Linked DNA regions of Homo sapiens: region 2 is linked to region 1. A link is a loop called in an ENCODE intact Hi-C map of the cell type or tissue named here. Cell type or tissue: PC-9. All regions are shown on one strand. Each heading gives the region's core, and the rest is flanking DNA. Links, peaks and the distances in the headings are about the cores only.

The links. A loop is a pair of places that touch in the nucleus more often than their neighbours do. Peaks named below come from ENCODE experiments on the same cell type or tissue, not always from the same donor. Only the 100,000 strongest peaks of a DNase experiment are listed, where the experiment ranks them.
Region 2: it touches region 1 in a loop (7-fold over the local background); 1 of 110 quality-filtered maps calls a loop at or near these places.

Annotation. Positions count from the first base shown.
Region 1 is chr7:138,024,286-138,027,113 of GRCh38, reverse strand. It overlaps the pseudogene LOC100128052. Among named protein-coding and RNA genes, the nearest start is that of CREB3L2, 24 kb to the right of the region's middle. In PC-9, for the core only: no CTCF peak of the experiment used is centred there; a DNase peak (open chromatin) is centred at 1,393; H3K27ac peaks cover 1,186 bases.
Region 2 is chr7:138,501,275-138,504,102 of GRCh38, reverse strand. The region is part of intron 1 of TRIM24 (tripartite motif containing 24); the gene reads right to left. Among named protein-coding and RNA genes, the nearest start is that of TRIM24, 42 kb to the right of the region's middle. In PC-9, for the core only: no CTCF peak of the experiment used is centred there; no DNase peak of the experiment used is centred there.

The DNA of each region.
Region 1 (2,828 bases), core at 259-2,758:
TTCTTAGGAAAATGGGAGTACTTGGTTACAATTCCCCACTACCAAGTTCCCTTCCATCTCTGTGAAATTGGGGTACTGTATTTATTCTGGCTACTTCCTGCTGAAAGACAGTGTAGTTATTGGGTATTGGTATGGAATTGATCTGTTTGGATTTGGAAATATTCATGAATACCTGGACTTTACAGATGATATTCGTTGGACCATTATGGTGCAAGTTCCGGAAAGTCTCTGGGGAAAGCCCGTCTCGCATTCCCATATGGAGGGTGCAGCAGCAGTAAACTCCACAACAGAGGGATATGCCTATCCTTGAAATCAGGGCGAATGTTACAGCCAGCTTTTGCTACCAGGATGGTACTGACCTGAGTCAGGACAGTAATCACTGGTCTAGTGACAATGTGGAGTCAGACAAAGCTTTGATTTGTTGGTATGTATCTTGCAGGGCTATCTGAGACATTTCCCAAATTTACTGGGATGTATACACAGCAGTTAGTCTTAATTATCATACAGGTTGTCCACTGCCCATCATAACTGGATATAATGACAGGTTGGCTAAATATGTATTTAACAGGTTACAGGAAGAGCTATGAATACTCATGAACATTGTCATAAGCACTGTCTAGTTCTTGAGAATGGATCAGTTTAGTTAAATATCTGTGTCCCATCCAGGAGGTGGCATTGCAGGTGGGCTAGGCCTCTACATGTGATAAAGGCAAACAGATTATTAATAAGAGTCATTTCTATGGAGACAGAAGAAAAACAAAGGTTAACACTGAGCACAATTTATTCAGATGTTAGACTCAAAGCATCTTTAGTTACAGAAGAGGAAGGCTGTGGTAGTCTGACATGTCTTTCTCATCTATATTACAAGGAATAATGTAGTAGTAATTTCATTGATTCCAAGTCAGAAAAATTTTCAAGCAATAATTTGGGACTTGAAGCCTGGATGGAATTCAGGATTCAGTCCAAATTGCAGAAAATAAAAACTCACAAACAAACAGTGAACACAACTAGACTCTAACAACAGGTGTGCTATGTTTTTTTTCTAAAACATATTTTTTTCTCTCTAGTTATTTTTACTAAAGACAAGTCATTGTAGAACCAATTTATTTGCATAATAAATTTCAGTCTTATCATCTGTGGCCTGAATATTTGCATAAAGTATAGCAAGAATTATTACTTGCCACATAGACTCTTTCTAAAATTGACTTTGCTGGTAGTGTTTGATTCCTTTATTCCATAAGGAATCTCAGATTAGATTTTTAAAGACTTGAGCCCAGTCATGGATTTATCTGTACCTGCAAATACTTATATGAGTTGGGGGAATTCCTCTCCTTAAGGCCCCAAGGTAATTTGGGGCTCCTGGACCTGTCAGGTGACATTCTTTACTTACCACAGGTGAGGAACTCTATACAAGGACTGTGTAGACAAGGTATGAGGCCAGTTTTCCCAAGGGGCTTTTATTGGCTCTATAAGTCAACTGTGATTACTTAAAGCAGTCTGTTTATACCTGAAAGTATGCCACTCTAGTCAAAGCCTTGGTAAAATCACCAGGGTCTCCAATGGTGTCTTGTTACAAAAGAAAAAAGATTCTTATTGAACTTGTGCAAACAACTATACTGCCATAAATTAAGTACACTTACAAATAGTTTTCAAATTCTGAGGAAACCAGGTAGACAGAAAGAAATACGCTCTAAATTTTACTCTCAAGAATGTAATTTACCCAGTTGCTAAAAGCTGCAAACAGTACAAAAGACAAAAGGTTTTCTGAACTCTGTGAAACAAAAGAATTAGCAATGTTTCAAACAAAAAGTTGTAAAAAGACTATTTTGGTCTTCCATTAGTTCAGTCTATGTAATTAACTCCTGTCCTGCTTGACATTTATGAACACATTAACTCTCTATGGCAGTCTTGGAAGTTTTTCCCTCTATTCTAATGTCACAATTTTCAAAGTTATCAGAAACTTAAATTCCAGGGCAACTCTCAGAGTCCTATAGCTGATTATAAAACTGCCTATGAAAAGAATCAGAGTGAAATAACAATTGGCAACTGCATACAGAGGGGTTTGAGGCTCCCTTTCCTTTGGGGATTGCCACCTCTCTCCCCTAGCCTAACAAATAACTCTGCTCACCGCCACTCAGGCCTGCAAAATGAACACCAGGCCACCGGGGCCTGAAGAGTACTGGAGCAAGGGGGTTGCTCGTGGCAGGGTCAGGGGAGGGGCTGCCCAGGCCGAGTGAGGGGCTAAAGTCTCAGAACAGCTGTGGTTAAAGTCTGATCACCTTATGGCACAAAACAATTTAACATAACAATTATAATTGTTACTGATAATATATAGACATATCAGAATTATAGGACATATCAGAATTATGGGAATCCTATACAATTTTGGAACACATGCTAATAATATATTTATATGAATATGACCCAAAGAAAGTTTAAACACCATTTTATATTTGGCAATATTTTTTGTATGGTTTTAGTATGCCAAATAAGCCAAATATGTCTCTTTTGGACTTTAGGGTACCTAATATCTAAAAGAGTTAGCCAGATCAAAGAAAAAGCTTAATTTAGAAGTTGACTTTGGAAAGTTTGTCAAATATCAAAGGTTTAAACACTTACTATTACAAAATAGAATCCCAGGTCACTATATGTCATTTATTTAGCCAATGATATCCCTCCTTCTCAGGATGAAGATATATTCCTATCTTATGAAAACATTCAAGTAACACCCTGGACATTTTCATGTTACTCTCTTTTTTAGTACCTGGTGATTGGCTTTGGTTAGATTTTCTATTTTAACCAATGCTTCTTCCTGTTCTTTCATTTTT
Region 2 (2,828 bases), core at 189-2,688, 480 kb before region 1:
AATGATAAATAAATTTTTCATAATTTTAAATGAAATGCCTCCCTTCCCCCACATCATCATGGGCTAAATGCTTTTACTGTTTAGCAACTTCTCTAGCAGTGGTTTTCCAACAGAAACGTACAGAACCATATGGGAGATTTTCAAAAGAACAAGGAGCTCAGGTTTTCTCTAGATCTGCAAAATTAGGATTTCTGGAAGTAGAACACAGACATGCTCCTTTTGTTTAAAATCTCCACAGAGTGTAAAACACCATTTCCTTTTAACAAATGCAAATAGTATTCCTTTGAACAAAAAAGAATGGTCTTTCGTAGTGCTTGGTAAAAACAATAAATAAAAATAACAAACAAGTTAAAACTCTAATATAAATGACCAGTTAACGGGTGCAGCACACCAACATGGCACATGTATACATATGTAACAAACCTGCACGTTGTGCACATGTACCCTAAAACTTAAAGTATTAAAAAAAAAAAAAAACTCTAATATAAACTTGATGCCATATAATTTAAACTATGGAAGACTGCAATAAGGTTCCCAGATATATTTTTTAATGAAATGCATAAGAACAAATACAAAGTAATCCAAAGGCCAATTTCATATGTATAAACAAACAACAAACAAACATTTAATGAAAAAAAAATTTTTTTACAATAGCAACAAAAATATATTAAGTACTTAGAAATAAATTTTAAAAGATTGTGAAGGTCATTGTGCAGGAAAATATTAAGCTATATTTTAAAATATTTTAAAATATCTAAATCATGAAGAAAGCATGTTCATGATGGTAAAGATACCAATGCTCCCACAAACATATCTATAGATTCAAAGCACCTCTATTAACAATCCCAACAGAAATTTCCATAGAATTTTCACAAGCTGAGGGGACACGCCTCCCAACTAATAAAACCTACTATAAAGCTGTAACAATTAAAATGGTGTGATTTTTTTAAGGCTTACATAAATGCACACTTTATATATATCAGATGTTCACTAGAAATCAGTGGGAAAAGGGATGAACTTTTCATGTTGCTGCAACAACTATTGGGGGTGGGGAATGAAATTAGATCCCTACTTCATCTGATCTAAAAAAAAAACTACTTTAAGTAGATTAACAACTATAAAACTTTCACAAGAAAATGTAAGAGAATATCTTTGTGATCTTGGAATACAAATTTATTGGAATAAATTTTTAAGCAAGAAACAAAAAGCAAGAGCTATAAGGGAAAGATTAATATATTCACCTTTGTTACAGAACTACAGCTAGTGAAAATATTACCATGAACAAAATGAGAAGACAAGCCTCAAGATGGAAGATCTATCTAAACACACAGTACTGGCAAAGAATTAATACTTAAAATCTGGAAAGATGTCACAATGCATTTCAGAGAAGATGGAGTAAACGTAATTTTCATTATGCCTCCAGCTTCACACAGCTAAGAACTCTAGACATTCTTTATAAAACATTAAGTGTTACCCCCAATTTACAGATGAGGAAACTGGGTGCTACGACTGGCCCGTGGTCACATAACCACTAATGACATGTCATGTGCACACTCTACAATGTAAGTATTTAAATGGAGATATAGCATGGACTTTAAAACTGTTCAAGACCTAGATTAGCCCTCTTCATTGATTGCTCTGTAACTCCTAATCAATCTTTTTGAGCCTCTTTTTCATCTTCTATAAAAGAGTAATACATGATAATCATCATGATACTTAACCTATTGAGAACTTGCTGTGTTCTAGTTAGTGTGCTCAATATTCCACTTCCATTAGAACAACTCTGAGGCAGGATTGTTGTAACAATTTCACATGAGTAAATGCACAGAACAGGTCTAGCCTAGGCTGGTACCTGGTAAACCTGGGCAGTAAGCCCTGTACCGTCCAGCTAAAATCAGATGACAATAGCTGGCTCTTTCTGAATCAGGTAGATGAGGACCAGCACAATCTCATCTATATTGACTCCCTCAAAGTATGACCTCTAAGGCTACAAATAAATTCTGAGTCATGGATATACCTCTACCTAATAAGGAACAAATTGAAACCAAATGTTAGTAAATCCTAAATTTACATCTCTACCAGAACTTCATTCCCAAGCCCCAGATGTACCTTTTTTTTCAGTACTAGAAAAACAAAGCACTACATATTACACAGTAAATACAATCATGAGCTGCATGACGGTTTTTTGTTGTTGTTGCTACTGGTTTTTTTTTTTGAGACGGAGTCTTGCCCTGTCTCCCAGGCTGGAGTGTAGTGACATGATCTCAGCTCACTGCAACCTCTGCCTCCCTGGTTCAAGTGATTCTCCTGCCTCAGCCTCCCAAGTAGCTGGGACTACAGGCAACGTGCCACCACAGCCGGCTAATTTTTTGTATTTTTAGTAGAGATGGGTTTTCAACATGTTAGCCAGGATGGTCTTGATCTCCTGACCTCGTGATCTGTCCACCTCAGCCTCCCAAAGTGCTGGGATTACAGGCGTGACCCACCACGCCTGGCCACTGCCTAACATTTTTTTAGCCAACAATGGATCGCATATATGTCAGTGGTATCATAAAATTATAATGAAGCTGAAGGCCGGGTGTGGTGGCTCACACCTGTAATCCTAGCAATTTGGGAAGCCAAGGTGGGCAGATCACTTGAGGTCAGGAGTTCAAGACCAGCCTGGTCAATATGGGGAAACCCCGTCTCTACTAAAAATACACAAATTGGCCGGGTGCAGTGGCATGTGCCTGTAGTCCCAGCTACTCAGGAGGCTGAGGCAGGAGAACTGCTTGAACCCCAGGAGGCAGAGGTTGCAATGAGCCGAGATCGTGCCACTGCACTCCAGC